Linked DNA regions of Homo sapiens: all the other regions are linked to region 2. A link is a loop called in an ENCODE intact Hi-C map of the cell type or tissue named here. Cell type or tissue: heart right ventricle. All regions are shown on one strand.

Evidence for each region. Peaks named below come from ENCODE experiments on the same cell type or tissue, not always from the same donor. Only the 100,000 strongest peaks of a DNase experiment are listed, where the experiment ranks them.
Region 1: a loop joins it to region 2, with 3 times the contacts of the local background. A loop is called at or near these places in 24 of 110 quality-filtered maps.
Region 3: it touches region 2 in a loop (2.7-fold over the local background); 20 of 110 quality-filtered maps call a loop at or near these places.

What each region holds. Positions count from the first base shown.
Region 1 is chr1:44,400,379-44,408,378 of GRCh38, reverse strand. RNF220 (ring finger protein 220) reads right to left here and starts at 3,124. Exons shown (of 15, transcript NM_018150.4): 1 at 2,849-3,124. RefSeq lists an enhancer at 1,709-2,231. In heart right ventricle, a CTCF peak has its summit at 3,090; DNase peaks (open chromatin) are centred at 1,898 and 3,088; H3K4me3 peaks cover 3,662 bases; H3K27ac peaks cover 2,558 bases; H3K27me3 peaks cover 6,883 bases.
Region 2 is chr1:44,497,767-44,505,766 of GRCh38, reverse strand. The region is part of intron 2 of RNF220 (ring finger protein 220); the gene reads right to left. Among named protein-coding and RNA genes, the nearest start is that of MIR5584, 44 kb to the left of the region's middle. In heart right ventricle, a CTCF peak has its summit at 4,934 (motif pointing right); a DNase peak (open chromatin) is centred at 4,936; H3K4me3 peaks cover 1,105 bases; H3K27ac peaks cover 1,156 bases; H3K27me3 peaks cover 873 bases.
Region 3 is chr1:44,214,570-44,222,569 of GRCh38, reverse strand. It overlaps DMAP1 (DNA methyltransferase 1 associated protein 1), which reads right to left. Exons shown (of 10, transcript NM_019100.5): 3 at 7,672-7,867; 4 at 4,101-4,259; 5 at 3,815-3,982; 6 at 3,329-3,514; 7 at 3,093-3,164; 8 at 2,692-2,764; 9 at 2,261-2,553; 10 at 1,897-2,011. The coding sequence ends at 1,952. ERI3 (ERI1 exoribonuclease family member 3) reads left to right here. Exons shown (of 9, transcript NM_024066.3): 9 at 930-1,500. The coding sequence ends at 1,012. Among named protein-coding and RNA genes, the nearest start is that of DMAP1, 5.1 kb to the right of the region's middle. RefSeq lists a silencer at 1,717-1,766 and enhancers at 7,254-7,753, 7,754-8,000. In heart right ventricle, a CTCF peak has its summit at 4,662 (motif pointing left); a DNase peak (open chromatin) is centred at 4,669; H3K4me3 peaks cover 31 bases.

The sequences.
Region 1 (8,000 bases), 97 kb after region 2:
TCCCGGGCTAGGGCCGACGCCTGTGTTTCAGGCATGGCCGGGTATGGTCCCAGATTTGGACCCGGGTTCAGGCCCAGCTTGGCCAAAGGGTGCGAATCCGAGACAGCCCGGGCCAGTCCGAGAGTGCGGGGTCGCGGGATACTGGCTCAGCGAGCGGGTGCATTATTCAGCTCGGAAGAGTCTCGACTGGGAAAAAAAATCAACTCTTTTAGGGAAAACGGGGGAAGAAGAGGTGAAGGCGAAACCTACATAAACTTGGGCCCAACGCGGAGCCGAGCCCACTACTCTTTGGCCCGACCTCTCCCTCCGGCTCTCGGTTGCCTTTGTATATAGAATACTCTGGGTCCCAACAACCTCCGCACGAAACAATCTGCGCCCAACTTTGGGCAACCAAAGCGCCAGTCCAGGAAGAACCGACACGTGCAAGGGCCCCTGGTCCGCAGCCGCGCGGGGCCCGCGGGGCAGGGGCTCAGAGCTGCCAGCCTTCGACCAAAGTCCAAGGACCTCCAGCCCCCGAGCAGCCCCGCCCCGGGGGTCACCCGGGTCCCGCCGCCGCGCGCACCACCGCTTCAGCGGGCAGCCGCGGACTCCTCCACTCCCGCTTCTCCTGCAAATACGGACCGGCGCGGGGCTGCCGGGCCCTTCCAGCTCCTGGACTGCGGATGCGCAGTGCGGGAGGGAGGGTTCTGCGGCCCGCACCGCGGCCGTCCGGCCGCCGCACACCGCGCGGCTCGCAGAACAGGTGTGTGTCCCCGCTCGCTCCGCGCCCGGCCCCGGCCCTGTCGGCCACCAGCGGCGCGACGCGGCGCCGCCCCGTCCTCGGCCTTCCCCAGCCTTGCCTCGAAGCGCAGCAAGCGAACTCACGCCACTTTTGCCGGGTCTCTGCGGGCCAGGAGGGATCGGCACGGAAGACGCCAGCACCGCTCTTCCTCGACGCTCTTTCTGCCTTTCCCCCCTCTGCTCATTCCCCTTTGCAGGAAGAGCCCGCGAGACGGAAAGAGGAGGCCAGGCAAGGCAAAGCCCCCCTGCCCACTCTGCTCCCCCCAGTCCCCTCGCTGCTTCCTCACTGCCGCCCTTTTTTTTCTTTATTTTTCCTTTCTCTCCCCTTTGCCCCTCAAGCCGAGTCCGGAGCGGAGGCGAGAGGCAAGATGTGGCTGCTGGGCGTCGTGGGCAGCGAGTGCGGTGCTCTCCCCCTCGGCGGCTCCCGGGCCAGTGGGCCGGCGCAGACCCCAGACGACCCGGGCCGGCCAGGTAGGGCTGTGCCCCCACACCTATGGCCCGGGCCCCATGCACCCACCCAGTGCGACGCGCGCCTGGCTCAGGGCCGGAACACGGGCTCTCCGCTGGAGCTGCATCCACGACCCGAGAATGCAGGGTGTGCTTAACGGGAAGCGAGAGCTTTCCCCCTGCCTCCTGGCTGCCCTAGTCCCCGCTACTTCGGGACTCCTGCGCGCCCTCGCCAGCTGGGGTCGACCTGGGCCGCGAGCTCTCGGAGAGGCTCCTGGACTGGGGGATGAACCGGGCATCCCCTCGGATGGCCTCACCACCGTGGGCGGCCTCGCCCGGGGGGCCACACGGAAGCTCTCCGCCCAAGTTTGTTGTGCCCTGGAAGAAAAGGCTTTCTCTTACAAAGCACAAAGGCGAAACGCCCAGGCCGAGCCCTGAAAAGCCCCGGGTTGGGGGGCGGGGGTGGGGTGGGGGAGGCCGGAGGCTCCGGAGTGCGGTGGCGGGGCTGGGTTCCGGGCAGAGAAGGTCGCTCGGCCCGGGCTGACAAGCGCGGCGGCAGTGGCCGCAGGACCGCAGCGACCGGCGTGCTCACTGAAAAGTTTTGTTCTTAAGTCAGAAGAGAAATTGTTACTCAGTTTAAGGCAGGTCTAAGATAAAAATAAAACTACAAGTAGAGTAGTCAAGTAGCCCTCGTCTCCACGATCGTCCTCCCGCCTTGCTCAGTAGAACCGCTGGGAGAGGGGGTCCCGACCCCGAAAATCCCGGGAGATCCCACGTGTCGGGCTACTCTACGGCCAGGCCGGTCCAGCCCAGAGGAGTGGGGAGTTTACCGGTGGCGTTTAGAACGGTCCGCCTCTATGCTAGCACCTGCCTCCTTCCTGCCCGCAGAGGATCCATCCATCCTACCCCACCTCCCTCCCTCCACACCCTTCACACCCGCCCCCGCTAGGAAAAAGTCAGCCGAGCACCCGGGGTCCAGGGCTAAACAGCCACTCCCCGGGTATCCCGCGGAGCCGGCTGTGTGTGGGGTGGAGGCTGTCGGGGTAGTTTCTCATTCGGCTCGCCCCTTCTCCATCCGCCCGCCGCCTCGGGCTCCCCACTGAGTACCACCCAGCCCTGGCCTCGCCGGAAATCAACGCGGGGTACATAGGGGAGCCCGGAAATCACCGGGGGGTGCACCAGAGAGCCCGGCGAGAAGGCATTCTCGATATCGACCCGAACAAAGTGGGAATGGGGCTTATTAAGAGACGGAGAAAAGAAGTCCTGCTCCCTTCCCTTGCAGTGCCCTCACCCTCCCAACTTGTCCAATTCCCGCGTCTGGTCCCTCCCCCTTGCACCTCCCCCCCTCCCCAAATAAAACACATTAAGGAAAACTCAAGACGGAAAGTTTGAGCGAGGCAGCGCACGGAGCGCGCAGGGCGCCGATGCCGAGAGGCTCCGTCGCGATGATCCAAGACGCGCCAGTCCGAGTCCCAGTCCCTGCCCCCGTCCAGAGGGAACCGCCCGAATCCCTAGGAAACGGACCCGGAAAGTTAGCCAGGTTCCTGAACAAGCCGGCCGCCCTCGCACCCACCCCTCTTGGGTACGCACACACGTCCACACCCCTTTCTGATCTCCATACTTGCCGTGGAAATTCCTTGGGAGAACGGTCGCACTTTTCAGGACACGGAGGGAAGCAGGCGGAGAGTGTGGTGCATGAAAAGTCCCGGGTTCGCAGAGCCGGCGGAGGCAGCGGCGGCGGCGGCGGCGGCAGCGGCAGCAGCAGCAGCAGCAGTAGGCGGCTGGCCCCGGGTTTGTGTTCGCGAGCTGCCTGGGATTGCATGTACAGATCAAGAGACTCAGTTGGCGTGAGAGAAGGAGCAGTGCTGCCTCTCAGCGCTGGATCTAATCAGTGAATGAGCCTCCACTCTCCCAGGGACTCGGAGACACACACACGCGCGCACACACACACGCACGCACACATTCTCTCACACTCACACACATACAGGCACTCTGAGCACTGAATACATTAGGGCACTAAGGGACTCTGGGAAATGAAGTCCAGACCCAGGGCACTCCTGGAGAACAGACCTGCTGGCCCTCACCAAAGAGCTTGGAAGTCTTGGGGTCGCGAGCCATTGTGAACTAAAGAGAGCGTTGGCTTTTGTTTACATCCCTCCTCCCCCACCCGCAAAGGTCTCAGTGAATGGTTTCGTGCTTGTTGTTCTTCCTTTCCTGAACCAAAAGGGACCAAGAGTAAATGGGCAAAGCTTGAAGACTGACATCCACTGCTGCTTAAATGACCCCCAAATCCTGGGTCCCTCAAAATCTCTGTCTTTTCCCAGAAAAATCTTACCTGCTGCTTTGTTCCTGGAATGCTTCTCTGGGTCTTTGACTATAATAATAAATAATAAATGAATATTAATAAAACTGTAACTTTTGGAGGAGGTGAAGGCCTAGTATAGCATCCAGATGTGAGAATAAAATTTTTTATTGGTGTTTTATTGATGTTTATATTACAGTTCATTTCAGATCATTTCATATCATCCTATAATTCATCAAACACAAAGATAAACAGGGGAAATGGATAGAGAACTAACATTCCTGAGTGCTTTCTAGGAGCCCGGTTATGAGACTAAATGCCTTTACATAATTTCATTTACTCCTAAGATTAATTCTGGAGATAATAATATTACCACTAGTTTATAGAAGAGGAAACTGGGGTTGAAAGGGTTTTGTAATTTGCCCATGAAAACGTGGTTAACAAGTCTTGGATAGCAGGTAGTTCTAGTTCTGAAAGCAAAGTTCAACCAAAATCAAATCCTGGTTTAAGAAGTCATTCCTGGCCGGGCGCGGTGGCTCACGCCTGCAATGCCAACACTTTGGGAGGCCGAGGCGGGCGGAACAAGAGGTCAGGAGTTCAAGACCAGCCTGACAAACATGGTGAAACCCTGTCTCTACTAAAAATACAAAAAGTAGCCGGGCGTGGTGGCATGCGCCTGTAATCCCAGCTACTCAGGAGGCCAAGGCAGGAGAATCGCTTGAACCCGGGAGGCGGAAGTTGCAGTGAGCCGAGATCACACCATTGCACTCCAGCCTGGGTGACAAAAAAAAAAAAAAAAAAAAAAGTCATTCTTTTGTTTTGTAGTTAAGTGTCTAAAACCTCAGATTTCTCATCTGGAAAAAAAAAAGGGAGGGTGGGGAGAAATGGAGTACACACTGATAATCCACTTTACAGAGAACCACATAGGATTATAAATTGTCTAAAAAGAATGAGACTCAAAATCTCATTCTTGCTATTATTTCATTGTCCTTTTTACTTATGTTTAACATTAAGGTAGCATCTAAATATTAAGTATGTTTATGTATATGTGTGCTGTTGGTATTTTAAAATTTTAATTGGCAACTCTAAATAAATTGTTAATTTGATCACTTAGAGTTCTACATTTACAACTATTTCTATAATTCGTGATATCAGGATTATTTGTTGAGGAACTTTATTTTTATTTATTTATTTTTTTTGACATGGAATCTCACTCTCTCGCCCAGGCTGGAGTGCAGTGGTGTGATCTTGGCTTACTGCAACCTCCGCCCCGAGTTCAAGCGATTCTCCTACCTCAGCCTCCCAAGTAGCTGGGATTACAGGCATGCCCCTCCATGCCCAAATAATTTTTAGTAGAAATACGGTTTCACCATGTTGGCCAGGCTGGTCTCAAACTCCTGACCCCAAGTGATCCGCTTGTCTCGGTCTCCCAAAGTGCTGGGATTACAGGGGTGAGCCACCACGCCTGGCCTGTTGAGGAACTTCTAATCCATGTTTAATCATTCATTCATACACCAGCATTTATTATGTTAGGCTCTATTCTTTCCACTAAATTATTATTTCCTGCTGGATTGTAAACTTCATGAAGTCAAGAACCATGTTTGTTGCATTCTACATCATACCCTAAGCACCTTACAGCATCAGTCTCTTAGTTGAATGAATAAACGAGGATATAAAAATGAACTCCTGTCCTCAAAGAGCTCACCATCTAGTAGAGGAGACAAAGAAAGAGTTAGAAATCAATTTGATAACCACTGTAATAAGGATGACCTTAGAATTTATTGATCTAACTGAGACAAGTTTGATGATAAAAAAGGGACACTTTTAATAATTACACTGGGATGACAAATGTCAACAAGGGCCATCCTGGGCCAAGCAGATTGAATGGTCACCCTAGCTACATAAGGTATTTCATTCATTCATTTAACAAGCATTTATCGAGAACTCTCTTGCCTGGTGTGTTAAAGGAATTATAAGCCACTGATTTCCCTCAAAATTGAAATATGAAACATTGAGCAGCAAGAGATAGGCAGGAGAAGTGGGCCAAATCACAAAAGGCTTTGTATACTAAGCTAAGGAAAGTGGATGTTATCCTACAGATGATGAGAAACCCCTAGAGGGTTTTAGGGGTGTGACAGGGTAGGATTTCTGTTTTAAAACAAGCACTAGTTCCTGGGTGGACAAGGTGGAGGTTAGACAAGAGGCAGGGAGGCCAATCAAAAAGTCTATCTCAAGTAATTCAGTTGAGATGAAGTAGGGCCTGAACCAAGGTACTGGGGCAGAGTGAGTGGAGAGGAGGGGACACATTACAGTGAGATCTAAAAGGTAGAATCAACAGGATTTAGCCATTTTAGTATGGTGGATGAAGGCAGAAGGAAGACTCTATATAAATCCTAAATAAGATTTTATTATTTATAGCAAAAGATGTTGTCAGTACTTTAATGTTTATCAGTAGTAAAAGGCTCCCTCAGACTAACTTAGAGAGTTCCCGTAGATCCAGTGCACATTCTCACAGATAGATGATACAGATAAGAAGGCCTGTTCAATCATCAAGCCAAATATTTTTAGCTGTTACCACATGCAGTGGTCCTCACTACGATGCAAGTACTCAGAAACTAGAATTAATCACTGTCTATAACAGCAATCTAAACGAATAAATTAAATGCAAATCCCTCATAAAATCAGAGCAAAATTATGTAATGCAAAATTGAATATGTAATACCTCACTAATTCACAGGTCATATGTCCAGCAACCTCAGCTATCCAAAACACAATGAAGCAGGAAATAAGCAAAAAGGGTCCCAGAATAGCCAAAATAAACATTACAAAGTCCATGCACTAAAGTTAACACATTTCCCTCCTAGGAGAATTACACAAGCCTTCATTCAGAGCCGATTTATTCTTTCTTAGGTACAATTCTAATAAGCTTGATTATTTGGCTTTCCCATTCACAGCTGATTAAGATTGTCAAATTAAAAGGGGGCAGCCATTAAAAAGAATGATATAGACTAGGATGTATTGACATAGAAGGATACCTATTATATACTGTCGAGTGAGAAAAGCAAGTCATACAACAGTATGTACAATATGATTTGATATTTGTCCGTATACGTGTACACACACATTGACAGAAAAAGGCCTGTAGGGATACATTAAACCGTTAACAATGGTTATGGCTAGGGAGTGAAAGTGTGGACGTGACAGGGTGGGGGGTTAGACAGGAATGAAGGGAGGACTTTGACTTTTTACTCCATAGACTTCTGTTTGTTTTCAGTGAACATATATTAGTTTTGTAATTTTAATATCCGTTAAAACGTATATAAAAAGAGCAAAGGGTAGTGTTGTTAGAGCAAGAACACTGACAATGAGAAATGGTGACCGAACTATAAGAAGCAAGCACCATAACTCAAAAACTACAACAAAATAGGGTTATTTGGTGTGAAGGCAAAAAGCCCTATCCCATCAGTGCTCCCAGCGGATGTCATGAATTCCAACCAAACATATCCTGATACTTTTGGGGATAGGTCATCAAGGAACACATTACACTTAGTATATTTTACTTATGAGAGTAAGCACACGTGTGAAAATATAGAAAAATAAATTCCTACCAAAATGATTTAAACAGAAGATTTTGATACTTTAAGAAGTAAATTTCAGTTGTCTGGAAAATATACTTTTGTGTAACACATCATTCCCTGAAGATGAGAAGTAAAGGAGATATCACTTTATATAAGAACAGAGGTGATGCAGAGTAAGGAATGGTCCACAAATTCAACAAACATTTATTGAGTGTCTACCAAGTGCCAGTCACTAAGAATAGAAAGATAAATAATAGTGCCTGCCCTAGAGAGGTTTATAGTCCAACAGCAGAGATGGATTGGAAAGCAAATACATATGGCACAATGAAAGCAGTGCTATAATGGATATTCTGAGTATAGGGTGGTAGAAACACAAAAGAAGGAGGTGCTGAGTCTGCCTGGAGCTATTAGGAAAGGAGGCAGAGACAGAAGTGGGTGTTTTAAAAAATAACTATCATATGGGATGACATTTAAGCTTCGTTAAAAATGACTGTTATATGGAATGACACTTAAGTTGGGCTTTGAAGGATAAGTAGTTTATCAAGGGAGAAAAATAGGAAGAGCACTCCAGGATGAGCAAATAGCGTATGCAAAGGCACATGAAATTTCCTGCCACATTCCGATAGTACATCTCAAATTTTTCCTCAAGAAAGAGGTGGTGCAGGTGGTGATGTCTAAGGGCAAGCCTAAAATGGCTTGCCACTAGCTTGAAATTTATGTATCCTGTTTTATCTTGAAAAATGAATGAAAATTTTGCCTTCAATTCCACAAATATATTAAGCTTTAATATAAAACCATGTTTTAAATTACTTATCATTTGATAGAACTGATGCTCCAGAAAGATGCACCACATTTATTTGGTGCTTTCTCACATCCAAAGCACAACACTAAAT
Region 2 (8,000 bases):
CCGTGGGGAGAATGTTACGCTGGCTTAAGGGACAAATCAGACACAAAATAAAGACCAACACTCAGCAGTGAAGCAATTATCGCAACATTTTATGCCAGGACTGTTCCTTTTGAAGGCAGCCTGGTGCTACCCGCATGTACCTTAACCCGTTCCTAATAACCATAAAGTTACCATTATTTACGGTACAAGACATTAAATAAATAATGCAAACTCAGGCAAGCGAGCAGTCCATGCAGAGCTAGGCAAGAGGGCTTCCCTGCTGCGGGCCAGCCGCAGGGGTTAACGCGTGATGGAACGGATGCTGACTGCAACCTGTCCAGAGGCCTGGTGGCTTCACTCTGCCTTCTCCCTCAGGAGCCCACGTAGAGCCAAGGAGGCGGAGAGGCCAGCTGGCCAGGAGAAATCAGGGAAGGCCTGACCAGAGTCTAACCAAGAGGGAATCCAGCCAGGACCTACAAAGCTCGTGGACTTGGCCAGAGTCCTGTTTCCTTGGGGTTGCCTGGGAGGGAGCCAGGACCTAGAGGATCTCTCCTGATACAGTGTGGTAAAGAGCAGCAAACACGTGCTCTGAAGTCAGGCAGATCTGGGTTCAAATCCTGACTGCCACTTAGAAGCTGTGTGATGCTGCACGAGGGACAAACTCTCCCAACTCCAGCTTCCTTACTTATAAAATGGGGGAAGTAACATATAGTGTATGGGGTTGCTGTAACGATAAATGAGGAGCATCATGGAAAGCGAGGGGCACAGTGCTTGGCTATTTCATGTCTAGTTCATGATAGTTTTTCTTCCCCTCTGAAAGGAATTCTTAGCCTTTACTTTTACAGGTCAGAACCAGTGATGTGGTTGCATCAATCTGAAATGGCCCTGAGGATACCACATGTTTCTAGCTCAAGGTGAAAGGGAACATTGGGAGAGGGAAGAGAGGCCAGAGACAAATTTGAAAAAAAGGATAGGTGCCAGCTTCTTAAGACAGATATGGTCACGTGCTTTTGGCAAGGGAATTTTCCAAAAAGAGATTCTCGGTCTGTGCCAAAAAAGATACTGATGCCAATGAGACACAGGTGCTGGGATCTTGTCACTGAGGTATCAGAAGCTGCTTACAAAATCAGATATGGAAGAGGGGACTTTGCTCTCTCCCTCACTGCTCTTTCCAATTCTAACCATCCTTTCATTATACCCGCCCACCCAGAAGCTCCAGAGAGCCAAATCGTGTCATGTGCTGTCACAAACCCGGATCCCTAAGAGGACTCTCAAAGGGACCTGCCATACTGGATCAGCCCCTCGAACTTCTGCCAGGTCCCATGCTCTGAATATGAGCACAGGGGGCCAGTCAAGGCTCAGAAGGGTCAGGGCCCAGACATCCCAGATAACGGGGTCCTTAAAAGTGTCCGTGTCCCAGCCATTCATATCCACATCCTTGGGCAGATTAGCCCAAGAACTAACCAAAAGACTTAGGTGCTGGGCTGGATTGGCCCCCATTAGCCCCCTGGCTTCTACCAGAGCAAGTTATTTTTGAAGTGCATCAGGAAGATCTAACCAAGGGTGGCAACATTGATCAGCATACCTAGAACTTTACGGAGCATCAGAATGATCTGAGAGCCTGTTAAAACACGGATGGCGGCCGGGCACGGTGGCTCATGCCTGTAATCCCAGTACTTTGGGAGGCTGAGGCAGGTGGATCACAAGGTCAGGAGATCGAGACCATCCTGGCTAACACAGTGAAACCCATCTCTACTAAAAATAAAAACAATTAGCTGGGCATGGTGGCACGCACCTGTAGTCCCAGCTACTCAGGAGGCTGAATCAGGAGAATCGCTTGAACCCAAGACGTGGAGGTTGTAGTGAGCCGAGACTGTGCCACTGCACCCCAGCCTGGCCAACAGCAGACTCTGTCTAAAAAAAAAACAAAAAACAACCCACGGATGGCTGGGCCCCACACCCAGAGCTTTCAGTTCAGTAGGCCTAGGGTGGCGCCTGAGGATTTGCATTTCTAAATTCCCAGGTGATGCTGATGCTGTTGGTCCAAGCTTTGAAAACACTAGCCTAAAATTCTTCCTTGGGTTAACTTTCTCAATGCCTTCTCTTCACCTCAGATCTGGCCTTGAAAGGGGAACAGAATGGCCTGGGATAGCTGTTTCTCTCCTGTGGGAGGTGATGTGGCAGAGGGCGGAACAGGGGGTGTCTGAGATTATATGTGGCTGCAAATCAGATGGACAAGTAAACCAGCAAAATACTTTTAATGTGGTATTGGATGAGGGCAGTGTGGGCATGGAGGTCTTCCCAGCACACTAATGTATGCACACATGGACATTCTCCTCTTTCTTCCCTTGGCCTGCATTTGGAGTCCAATCCTCTTTTTGCTTGGTGGGACACGTTTTCACCTCCAAAATGCTTTCCTTGGTAAACGCTTCTTTTTTTTTTTTTTTTTTTTTTGAGACAGCATCTGGCTCTGTCACCCAGGCTGGAGTGCAGTAGCGCAATCTCGGTTCACTGCAACCTCTGCCTTCCAGGTTCAAGTGATTCTCCTGCCTCAGCCTCCCAAATAGCTGGGATTACAGGCATGTGCCACCATACCCAGCTAATTTTTGTATTTTCAGCAGAGACGGGGTTTCACCATGTTGGCCAGACTGGTCTCGAACTTCTGACCTCAAATGATCTGCCCATCTAGGCCTCCAAAAGTGCTGGGATTATAGGTGTGAGCCACTGCGCCTGGCCCTTGGTAAACACTTCAAATGCACCCAACATTAAAGTAAAAAATATCAATGAAATCTTAAAAAATGCAGCCTGGGCAACACAGCAAGACCCCATCTCTCCAAAAATAAAAATAGAAAAAATTAGTCAGGCATGACAACGTGCTTCTATAGTCCCAGCTACTGGAGAGGCTGAAGCAGGAGGATCGCTTGAGCACAGGAAGTCAAGGCTGCAGTGAGTTACGATCTCATCACTGCACACCAGCCTGGGCGACTGAGTTAGCACTCTGTCTCTAAAATAATAATTTAATAATAATAATAATAATAATTCACACGTTTTTCTGTAGTATTCGCTTGTCAAATGAAGTTAAATGTGATGTATGTTACAATGTATTGTGTGGCATGTGTGATATTATCTCATTGGATTAGAATTATTTATTCTCCATTTGCTTTTCTGTTTAAGAATAAGCTCCTTCAGGGCAGGGACAGCTCTTATTTCCTCTGTGTCTCCTAGGGCCTGGCACAATGTCTAACACAAGGAATGCTGAGCAAATTATTTAGTGCATGAATATTTGCTCCAGGAAGATGAGGCCTAATACCATGCAGATGGTTATTACATGTCAAAATAAGAATAATCCCATTTTTATATTCTCTTTCCCTCTTCCTCTGATCTTTCTCCTCTCAAATATTTTCAGGCTGGAATTCAGGGATTGGTTCTGGAGTTATCTTTATGGTTGTAGAACCCCTAGAGCTGAGAACACACAGTGGTGCCATTTAGAGAACTGACTGCCCCAGTAGACTCCCAGAATACACTGGGACTCCCAGAACACTGGATCATGCGGCAGCCTTAGCCAGGAGCCTCATAAAGTGTATGTGTGTGTGTGAGCGTGTATGGTGTGTGTGTGTGTGTGTGTGTGTGAGAGAGAGAGAGAGAGAGAGAGACAAAGGATCATACTGCAGCCAGGAGCCTTACAAAGTGTGTGTGTGTGTGTGTGTGTGTGTGTGTGTGTGTGTGTGTGTGTGTTTCAGTGGTGTGAAGTCAGCTGGGGAATGCCAGGTGCCCACTCCCCAACTTGGAATTGCAGATCTCTAGCCTGCTGCGTGGCTGTAGCTCCCTTCCTCCTCCTTCTTTTTCTCCCAACATTGAGAAAGCAGTATGCTGCCTATTTCAAAGAGTATAATAGCTCCACATTTTTATGCTTCTTTTTGGAGCAATTAGAGTGCAGAGGAGGGTCAGCAGAGGGTAAGAGCGGAGAAAACAGCTGATTCCTGAGCACTAAGAGGTCCCAAGCCACCCAGCCCCCCTCTCCTGCACCAACCAAGCCTGCACTTGTCACAAAGTCAGCCCTGACAAGTGCTCTGCCGCCGCCGCTGTGCTTGGGTGGAGTAGAAACGGAGGGGAGAGAGGGAGGGAACTTCATTCTTTCCTGGCTTAAAAAGTCAAAGGCTCTGTAAGGCATGCAAAAGGAAGAAAGAAATTGTCCTGCTTGGCCGCATTGCTTTCCTTTCTTGACCAGTTCTGCCCACACCCAATAACCCCATGCTTCTCTGCCCAGCCTTCCTCCACCTGGGCCCGGGAAGGGAAATGGGACGCCTGCTCCTCCTCTGCTCACCCATCCCCAGCCTTTCTGCCAGCCTGGGTGTCCCACAGCTGACCGGCCTGCAAACAGGACTCTATCTGCAGAATCCACCCCCTCCCCCTCAACTCTAGCATTAACCTTTCTCTTTCTTTCAACAAAAGCCAAACTCTTTCAAAGCCAACCTGATTGAAATTCAAAAACTTTCCAGGGCCTCTGCACCACTCTCTACTCCTCCCCATACTGACAGCCGCTGGTCACCCCCCCACACCCTTCCCACTCCCCACCCCCAGCAATGTAGAAAATAGCGGGACAAAGGGCTCTCCCCACCCCCTCCCCCAAGCACAAGACTCTCCCTTTGTGTCACTGTGTCACTCGGGCTGGTGGAAAGGGAGAGCTGGCTCTGGGCTCTCCTATTGTCTCCCGATACCCCCACCCCCACCCCCACCCCCACAGCCTTCTGCAGCCTGGAGGCCTTGTGCTGGGTCCCGCTCAGTTGGCCAAATCGAGGGGCCTCTATGGGGCCCCCAGGCCCACTCTCTGACAGGACAGAAGAGCCAAGGGCCCGTCTATGCCCGAAGGGTGCTTCGCCCCTGGCTCCCGAGCCCCACGTTGTGGACTCCAGGGTGGACCTGGAGCCGCAGACCAAAGCTGGCTCCCTTATTTTCCTGGACACCAGATGGAGCTCCTCCCTCCCTCCTCTCTCTTTAGAGACTCCCTCCCTCAGCAGCAGCGGCAATTAGAATGGTCTGGCAGGCTCTGGGGAGGGGGATGCCCAGGTGGTGGCCAGGAGGCTATTAGAGAATGGAGACAGGCAGCCTGGGACACCTCCTTGTACAGAGCTGCAGCCGCTGGGGAGGAAAGGTCTAAACACGCTTCCATTAATTAATTAATTCAACAAGTACTCATTGAGCACCTATCATACACGCTCATTGGGGAAACAGCAGTGAACAGAACAAAGTTCTCCTTGCAGCGCTTACATTCCAGTGGGTGAGACAGACAATCAGCAAATCAATACATATTTCAGACACAAGTCCACCCAGAAAAAGAGAGCAAGACAAGGAGCCAGAGAGTGCCAGGTGGGGAGTATGTGAGATGCGGGTGGCAGCGGGGGTGTGTTAGGGAAGTCTCCAGATACAGGCAGAATTTAGACATAGGAAGGAGCGTCTGAGAAAAGAGACTTCCAGCCCAAGGGAACTGCAAGAGCAAAGGCTCTAAGCTGTTAATTAAGGAACTAAAAGGCTAAGGTGGAGACCCAAGGGCAGCGTGTGTAGCCTGTGAGCCCAGAGGGCAGGGAGGCCAGAGAGGGTAGGTCTCTCATGCCTGTAGAGAGGTTTGGATCTTACTTTGAACGAATGGCAAGCCAGAGGAGTCACAGAATTTGATTTATGTATTAAAAGGGCCGGAACAAGGGTAGAAGCAGGAAAACCTAAGGACTCTGTTGAAATTGTCTAGGTGAGAGATAGTAGTAGTGGCTTGGTCCAGGGTCATGTGGTAGAGATGGAGAGAAGCTGTCAGATTTGGGAACCAACAGGATTTGCTGATAGGCAGTATGAATGGTGTGGGAGACCAGAGTCCAGGATAACTTCAATGTTTTGGCCTGATCCAACTGGAAGACTGGAGTGGCTATTGACGGGCAGGGTAGAGATAAAGGACATAATCATTTGATCCTGTGCAGTTAGAATAAGGAGTTCAGTTTTGGACTTAACATTTGAGCTGCCTGTTAGACATCCAATTGGAGATGTCCAGTAAGCAGTGGAGTTGGTGAATTTGTAGTTCAGGGGAGAGGTCTAGGCTAGAGATATAAATTTGGGAGTCACCATGGAGCTGGTATGAAGCCCTGGAGGGATCACCTGGGAAGGTAGTGCGGATAAAGGAGAAGGGAAATCTGAGGACTAAGTCAAGGGTACTCCAAAGTTTAGCATCACTGAAAGGAGGAGGAACCAGCAAGAGGAACAAGCAGTGAGGAAGAAGGAGAACCAACAGAGGGTGTGTCCTAGAAGCGGAGTGAGGAAAGTGTTTCTAGAAGACGGGAGTGACAGATTGAGTATGATATGCACTGAGGACTGGCTGTTGGATTTGGCAATAGGGAGGTCACTAGTGACCTGGACAAAAGCCATTTCACAGGAAGGATAGGGAAAAATCTGACTAGTGAGGGTTCACCTGAGAATGAAAGGAGAGGGGGTGACCTAAAGGGGAACAGAGAAATGGAGAGGTAGCTACAGGGGGAAATGGAAGGCTTTTAAAATAGATGGTAAATATTTTTGCACGTTTGTGTGCATCAGAGCTTCCAGCAGAAAGGGAAGCTCTGATGGTGAGATTCAGGGAGACAATTACTAGAAGATAATCTAAGCTACATTAGGAAAGAAGTTAGGTGAGATGGGGTGGGGGACATGAAAGGCAGGCAGGGTCAATAGGGTGCAGTCCTTCCCATTGGAGTTGGAATTGGGTCACTACCAGGAGTAAATTGGCAGTTGGAGAGCAGGATGTTTAAGTTGGTTATTAGGAAGGGGTATAATTACTGGTAATGACAAGATTTCGGGATGAATATCAGAGTCTGTGACTGAGGTGGGATAGAGGACAAGTTTATTGGGGGAGAGAAGGTCAAGGAACCAAATGAGCAGGATATTGAAAACGATTATCTGAGTGTGGCCCTTGGAACAGCAGCACCATCAGCACCACTTGGGAACTTCTCAGAAATGCGCATCCTTGGGGGTCTCTAGACCTACCGAATCAGAAACTCTGGGCGTGGGGCCCAGCGATCCATGTTTTAACAAGTCCTGTTGAAAGACTTGATGATAGTAAGTTTGAGAATCCCTGGTATAGAGGGTTTTGATGGGTTGTGGCAGTTGAGGGGTCAGACATGGGGTCAGATGAGGGCAGCAGGTCTCAACCACGGCTGCACAACATTAGGATCACCAGGAAAATGAAAACTCCCAGTTGTGAGCCTGCGCTCCAGAATCAATTTCCTTATGATCTGGCAGGGAGGGGGACTTCAAGGATATCAGTATTTTTGAAAGTTTACTTAGTGGTTCCAATATGCAAGCAAGGTTGAGCACCACTAGATAATGGGGTATACAGAGCCCTACAGGAACGAAGGCTTCCTGGGAGTCAGGGAGCTTGTGTAGTGACTGAAGCAAATGGAGAGCTTGGTGACATCGGTCCTGGTACACTCTTGGGCAGAATTGGGTGGTGAGGCTGTGTGTGCTGGAGCTTGGGGTAGGACGGTATTATCAAGAGCATGTGGACCTCTGGAGTTACACCACACATCTGCCAATGGTTCTTTCTTTTCTAGGAACCCAGAAAAAAGTGTAGATTGGAAGGATGAATCTATAAATGAAAGAAATAGGGACCTTCGCCACTCACCAAATATATCCCATAGTAAATGTTGCTTTCCTTCTGGCACGCCTGGGTCTCCGGAAGCAACCACTGTCAGAGCTCGGTCGGGGCCAGGCCATGGCTGATCCATGGCTCCAGCCAGCAGCCTACTTGGCCAGGCCAGGCTTTTCCCCACTGGTTTTTGCTTAACGTGGAAGCACAAGCAGCTTTCCAAGTATCAAGCACCTTTGCCTTTGGCGCCAGTCCAGATCCCTCGGGAGTTCAGATGAGAAGAATTATAATTACCTTTGCAGAAAGATTTATCCTAACAATTAGGAAGCAACTTCCAGCAGAAAGAGGGGAGACACGAGAAAAGGGGTGCTTGCAGCAGTATAGTAGGTGCTCAATAAGGTGG
Region 3 (8,000 bases), 280 kb after region 2:
TGTCCATGACGCTGAGGCCCCAGAGGCCTGATCCTCCAGCCTCCAGGGTTCTAGGACAGTTGAAAGCATCCAATACTGGAGAAACTGTTTGTGATAGAGTCTGATACATGCAGACACATTCCACATGAGGTATGGGCAGAAACAGGGCCCAAAAAGGTGACTAGCACCCACTTTGAGCCTACTGGGACAGAAGCAGGGCTTCCGCCGATGTATACAGGAGGGTTTGGTAGACGGCTGATGGCCAAGGCTAAGAGGAGGACCACAAATCTGGACCCTCCCCATCCTGTCGGAGCTCCACAGGAACAGGTGCCCAGGCAAGCTGCTGTTTGAGCACACAAGCCCAGGACACAGGGCAGGTGTGTTTCCCAGGGCCCTGGCCCAGCAGTGCCAAGCCTTGTGCCTTGTCACTAGTGATTATGGCCTGGGTCACATCTCCCACACACACGAAAGTGCCGGCAAAGTCACCCTGGCCATGGGTGTGATGAATGGTCGCACAGTAATGAAATGGAGACATCAAGGCGGGTGGCGGGAAGACGGAGTGTGGCGGACGGGCCGTCCCCACGCGGCAGCAACAAGAAGGATCGCCCAGCGGCCGGGGGCCGTCAAGGGAGAAATTACACATTTACTCTGCCTTTTTCTTACTGCGACGGCGCCCATACATCACCGCTGGGGCTGGGGCGGGACATGCCGGCCAATTTCCAGCATGAATTATGGAACTGAGAAGCATCGAGACCAGGCTTCCTGCCGGCCCAGCATCACCCAGACCAACCTGAAGCTAGGAATGCTGCCACCAGGGGATGGGACCACCCTCTCTAAAGCCTGTGTCTCCTGAATCTGACCCTGCTTCCCACCCCCACCCTTGTAAGAGCACCTGTGGGCATGGAGGGGAAGGATCTGGGGCTGATCTAAATGTCTTCTCTCCTTTTTAGACGACTGCAAGAACATTGCCAACATCATGAAGACACTCGCCTATCGAGGCTTCATCTTCAAGCAGACATCGAAGCCGTTCTGATTGGCCGAGGACAGGATGGGGCAGGACAGGGTAGCTGTTTGGCCCAGCCCAGAATCCTCCTCTCCCTCACCAGAGGGGAAGAGGGAGAGTGGCATAGCTCTGTGTCCAGAGTGTCCCCAGCTGCCCTGTGGGCTCATGCCCTTGGCGTGGGCTTGTGCCCTTGCAAGGGCTTGGCCACTTGGCCCTTCTGGAGCAGACACTTTGTGCCCCCCATCCCCACCCCTCAATCTCAGCCCAGTATCAGCCCCTCCCATTGCGGGCCTGGGCTAGGGGGACCCAGGCACTCACCGCCTCCTCCCTGGTACACAGGCTTCTGTGGGGCCACCAAGCCCCTCCTGTGCCCCCTCCCATCCATAGTGCATGGTGTGTGGTGCCCCCAGGGCTCCAGGACAGATCAGGCCCCACCTTGTGTCTACCCCCATCCCCGCTGTGAACGTGCCACTGAATAAAGTCGGGGAAACGAGGCACTGGGTGTGTGTGCAAAGCCATCTGTGTGTGTGAGGCTGCTGCTGCGCCAAAGCTGTCAGGATGTGAAGGTAGGTAGAGCATGCTCCAGACTGCCTCTGTGCACAAAGCCATCCATGTGTGACTGGCCGTCACTGCAGCACCTGTGACACCCTCACTCAATATGCACACATCTGTGTAAGCGCGGCGACTATCAGTACAAGCTGTGTGCAAAGCCATCTTGAGTGTAAACCACAGGTGCTCTGAGGTGCAGGAATTTGGGTGAAACTGGTAGTGGTTAGTGGTCAGAGAGCTGCTAAGGGCCTGAACACAGGCAAACCTATCTGCCACGCTGTGGAGTGGCCGTGACAATCCCCTCCTTGCCCACCCTTCCCACTAGGGGCATCAGAAGTGAAGGAAAGGAAAAGGAAGCAGCCTGGTCCAACTCAGCAGCTCTATTTACATAACAGCGTCGCCCACACCCCGTGGGGCCTCTCACGGCTTCTTGGCTTTCTTCACGGAAGATGAGCTGGAGGCCGACTCCCGTCGCTTTCTCTGAGGATACACAGAAGGCATTGAGGTCAGTGACCCCCCAAGGCCTGAGTCAGGCTTAGTGCATGTGCTTCACACGCTCAGGGACAAGGACGCCCACTGGTCAACCCACTCCTACCCTCAGTCTCAGACTCGCACAGAAGTGATGATCGTTCCTGCTGCAGGCACTAGAGGGAGAGGAGCCCCTACACCCATGTGCATGTGCTCACTCGCAGGGCCCAGGCGTGCCTCCCAGCCTGTCCAGACTCTTACCGAATTGGGCGTGAGGGGTGCGCCCACCACATCAATGATGGTGTCCTTGGGGTCAGGACCAAGTCCGGGTTCAGTCACTGCCGGCTCAGCAGAGGCCGGGCCTGGGCCTGATGCTGGTGTGGCAGGGCCCCCTAGCACACCAGCCCGGGCCAGTGCCTCATGACGGTGCCGCAGCATCTGCAGCTCATACTCGCAGTTGGCACAGGCCTGCTTGAGCTCGTAGAGCAGCACCAGGTCGCTTCGCAGCTCATTGAACATGTGCACCAGCTCCTCCGTAGGTGTCGGGCTCAGCTCTGCAGGCAGGCGGCAGGCAGCACGGGCAGAGCCCAGGTGTGGTAGAGGGCCAGCAATGTGAACTCCCCTCCCCCTGCCCAACCTATATCCACAGCCTCGGGTGGGTACACCCTATGGGGCCCAGTCCCCACACTCACCCACACCAAGCTCCAGCAGCATCTGTTCCAGGGCCTTGATCTTCTTCTGTCCCACAGAGCTTGGCAGCTTCATCTGCAATGAAAGCTGGCAAGCTAAGCCTGTCCCAGCCACAAGAGGCTTAGGATGAAGGGGACAAAAGGCAGAGGGAAAGATGGTGGAAGAGAGACGGTAACACATGGAGGTTAACTATGGGCCAGAAAAGGAAATAGCCAGGAAGCTGAATATAGTGAAAGCTGCTATGACCTTAGCCTGGCCACATCACTGAGATCCTGCCAAGGCCACCTCTGTCTGCAGCAATCTCTCCTACTGCTCCATCCCCACCTGCCTGCAGCGTTTGGGACACATGGAGCCCAGAGCAGAGCCCAGGACCCAAACTTGCTAAAGGAGGTGACTCACGTACCCGTTGGCTCCGCAGCGTGACACCTGCAGACTTGAAGTCTGGAAACTTGATGCCTGCAGTCTCAGGAACAGCCTGGGGGAGAAGGCATTATGGAGACCAAGGTGTCACAGGGAGAGGGCCCAGGGTTAGTCCTAGCACCCCATCAGCACTGGGTACTCTCAGAACCCTCCACTCGGGGTGAGGCCTTGTGCCAGGTGACCCTTCCACCCTGAGCTAGGCTGGCGGAACCTCCGCACCGGCTTCTCAGCCTCCTTTTTCTGGGGTAGCTTCTTTTTGGGGGCCTTGCGTTCCGTGCGCCGCTGCTCTGCAGTGGTGTCTGCCGCTGTGATCAGCTTCTGCAGGTCCTGGCTGCGTTTCTCCCGCTCCTTCTTCCGGGCCTCAATCTTGCGCAGCTCCTGTAGCAGGTACTCCTCCTCTGCCACCTGGGAAAGTGAGGGATGCGAAGTGTGTGAGGGCACTTCTAGGAGTGAGGGTAGACACGGAGGTGACAGGGTGCTGGGCTGTCTGTGAGGGAATCTGAGAAGTAATGGATCATGAGGGAGGTGAAGGGCTATGAAAAGCAGGGGGGATGGCCCATGAGAAGTAGGAATGGGCTTGGGGCAGTTAATAAGGTATCAGTGGGAGGCAGGGGGACCTGGGAGTGGGAGTTGAGGGGATGGAGGATGGAGACAATGAGCAAGGGGTTTGGGGCATGGAGGACAGGTATGTGGCCTTGGGCTTACCTGCTCTGGGGTCCGGTTGTAGAGACGCTCAAGCTGTTCCTTCCGCCGTCGTTCGTGCCCAGCATCAAATACTGGTATCTTAAGGTCTGTGCCTGGCACAGCCCGCACGTTGGCAAGCTTAGCACAGATGTGGTAGTACCGCTCCTTCAGGTCTTCCACAGAACGCTTCTGAGGAGCAAGACAGGGTAGAGGAATGAACATTCAGGGGCATGTGGAAGAGATGGCATAAAAGTAGGGCCTGCTAGACCCAGAAGCTGGGCACCCATGCAAATACACAATGGCTCACCTTGAACTGCTGGTGGTCATACCGGTCATGGATAACAACAAAACGCAGGTCAAAGCGGCGGCTGAGGTCAAAGAGGTGGTCAGTTTCTGCCTTAGTCCAAGCATCATCGTGGAGATAAAGCTGGTACTCCTGCTCCGAGTACACAGGCACCTGCACAGTCTACTAGCACAGAGGGACACAGTAGGGGCATGCCCGCATGATGTCATGTCCAGCAGGCTCCAGGCCCCAGTGACCACAGCTGCTCCTGTTTGTTGCCAGACCCTGGGCCTGTGCCCCTGCAGCATGGAGTGAGGAAAGAACTTGTCTGCTTGACTAGAGGTCCTAGCAGGGTTTGGGACTGTAGCCTGCCTCTGATTTATTCCAGGATCAACTTCACTGTCTCCAGCTCCAGAGCCTCAGTCATGGGACACACACTCCTGCCCCCATAGTTAAGGTGAGGGGCCCACATGTAAGTGCTTCTGTGGAGTCCAAAGGTCAACTCTGGAGTAGGACAGATGGCTAATTACCTGGAGAAAGGCCCAGCAACCCCTAGTCCATACAACTCATCTGAAGCACTACTGCCACCCAGTGGGCACAGTGGGACTTGCCACTCCCCCAGAGTTTGCCAAGGTCAGGCATCTCTACAGAAGCTGGGCCTGAATCCTACTACCAACATACGCAGCCCTGCCAATGCCCCTTCCTCCCTTCTTCCACAGACCTCCCCCAGAGACAAATAGCACTACCACGAGCTGAGTCTGTCAGAGACCCAAGGAAGGAGTCAGTGCTAGACTACATCAGGGAAGTCTCTCTTCTCAGTTAAAGACCACAACCAGCTCCAAAACTGGTCGCCTTTTGGACATCTCCTACTGGAGGCCCCAAGGAACCTCAAACTTAGCTCAGTACTGAACTCATGGCCCTCTCTCAAACATTATCTTCTCCAGTCCAGATTTCAGTCAATATCACCATCACCCAACCCAGCTGCTCAAGCCAGAAACCTGGGAGGCATCTTAATTCCTATCTTTCCCCTTGACTCCTCCCCTTCACCAAATCTGTGGCTTTTACCTCCAAAATTTCTGTCTCCATTGCCACTTCTCCGTCGGCCTACCCACTGTCACATGCCTGGATCAGAGAAATAGCCTCGCTACTGATCTCTGCCCACATTCAATCCGCTTCCAATCAATTCTCCATCTGCAGCTAAGACGTGATCTCTTTGAACAGTGCTACTTAAAGGATAGTCTGCAAACCAGTGCTGTTTACACTTACCCCTGGTCTATGATGAGAATGGAAACTGAGAGTACACACTGAAAAACTTACGTAACAATTTTACAGCAATTGTATGCTGTTGAATCTAATATGAAGAAACATGGACTTGTATTTTGTCTTTATAATTTTATTATCTTTATCAGTCTCTGATGGTTTAGAAATAAAATAGAAAAATGTCCTTCACCACAGATGATTTGAGACACACTGTCCTAGTGTTCTAGAATATATATCTTATCATTACCCCCAACTATCCCTTATTAAACTCCTCAGAAGCTCTCCATCTAAGATAAAGCATCTTCTAGATAATTCACAAACTCCTGAAGAGCAAGGGTTGTCCAGTTCATCTCGCACCTTTAGGACTCAGCACACTGTATGTATCAGTGTCTACCAAATCAATTAATGAACATACAAATAAATGACCTGGCCTCCTCCTGCAGCCACTGTCCCTCATGAACCCTAAACTGCAGCCAAATGACTAGCAGTTTCTAGAACATAGCAGACTTCCCCCTTGACCTCTGCTCTTGCCTGAAATGCCTTCCACTTCCACATTCCTTCTACCTAGGTAACTTTCTCAACCTTTCGAGCTCTCAGGCATCATCTCCTCTGGGAAGTCTCTCTGGTTTCCCAGGTTTGGTTACATATTTCTCCTATGCATTTTAATTCAATTTAACTAAAAAACAAACAAACCAACAACTCAGGGCCATGTGCGGTGGCTCACGCCTGTAATCCCAATACTTTGGGAGGCTGAGGTGGGCAGATCACTTGAGCCTAAGAGTTTGAGACCAGCCTGGGAAACATGGTGAAACCCAGTCTCTTAAAAAAACACAAAAATTAGCCAGGCATGTTGGTGCATGCCGGTGGTCCCAGCTACTCAGGAGGGTGAGGTGGGAGGATCGCTTGAGCCCTAGAGGTGGAGGATGCAATGAGCTGAGATCACACCACTGCACTCCAGCCTGGCAGACAGAAAGAGACCCTGTCTCAAAGAAGGAAAAAAAAAAAATCCTCAGGAACTGTGCAGCCAGTCCTCTCAAGTAGCTCATAGTCAAGTGAGGAAGACATTTTTTCATTCATTCAACAAATATTTACCATGGGGCTGCAATACCTATGCTGGAGACACAGTGCTGCATATGACAGGCAGGGATCCTAGCCTCTCAAAGCTCATACTGCAGCTGAAAAAACAATTTTGGTACCGTGTGGGAAGTTTGATACATAGGGTATAACAAGTGACACTCCAGCCCAGGGACAAAGATTGGTTAGAGAAGAGGTAAATGAGGCTTTTAGGATCTAAGTCTAGGCTATTCCAGGCCGCAGCAGCTGTGAGGCCACACTGTACAATGACTTAAGTAATGGACTAGGAAACCTAGCCCAATCTAGCTCTGCCTCTCACTGAATGGGTGAGTCTGGGAAGGCCGTGCTGTGCTGAGCTACACAGGTAACTCAGCTTGGACTAGGGGGCTGGCATAGTGATGAAGAATATAGTCAGAGATGTGATTTATTATGGAAAAAGAATCAACAGGACTCAATAAATAGATGTATCACTGGCATCCAGCTCAAATGCCACGTTCTCAGACCCTCCCTGACCAACCTAAGGTAGGACTCCCCTACACCTACAAGTTCACTCTTTATCTCATTTCATATCCATTCAAATCCTGGTTTCGTGTTACTGACGGCTCTTATTTGAAAGACTCCAATTTATTTCCTTACATGTTTGTTGTTTGTTTTCCCCTACCTTCTTTGTTCTGTTGTTGATTTAAATACTGTGAGGACTAAGGGAGAAGACTAAGTCAAGGACGATCCCCCAAGTTTCTGGTTTGGGCAACTGGGTGGAAGATAGTGCCATTCACTGAGATGGGGAACAGATTTGGGACTGACAGAGGGAAGATGATGAGCTCTGTTCAGGGTACCTACCTGATGTAAGGTACCTGTGGGGCATTGAGAAAGAGATATTAGTAAATGACTGGATGCGAAGGAAGCACTGCTCTGGATTGGTGACTTGTAGAGAGGGTAACTGAAGCCACAGGGTTCATACTAAGAAAGTAGAGAACAAGAAGACTAGAGCACCTAGGATACAGCTCTGAGGAACAGCAACATTTGAAAGACCAAGAAAAGCCATGAAAAACCAGAGCAGGTCCGGGAAAGAACAGGATCCCTTGGGCAGAAAAGACCCACAGAGTCCTACTCTGCATGCATTTGCCACGAGGATTGAGTGGGTAATCACAGTTGGGCATAAGCGTGCCCCCAGAACCAACCCTAGGAGACTGGAGAGCTCGCACAAATGGCTCAAAGTGGGAGGGCAATCTTGGCCTGTGTCCGAATGAAGGTAGCTTACCTTATTGAACCTGGCAAAGGGGTAGTCCTTGCCCTCCTCCGCTGCACGTCGCCAGTGGAAGAACATTGCTCCGTCCTTGCGGGCCGGGTTGGTGAATGGCATCCACTTCCAAGGCCGCACCTTCTTGGAGCCCAACTTGGCCTTCACTGTACGGTATCCCTGGCCAGTGTCACTGGGTAGCAGTGGGGGTGCATCCCTGGCAGGGAGGTTTAGGGAGATGCGAGGTTAGAATCAGAAGGTGTGTTAAAGAGCTTTTTGTCCCAGGGAGCTGATCTACCCTACCCTATAGCAAGAAAGTCATGTCCTGGAGCAAAAGACTTCAGGTCCTC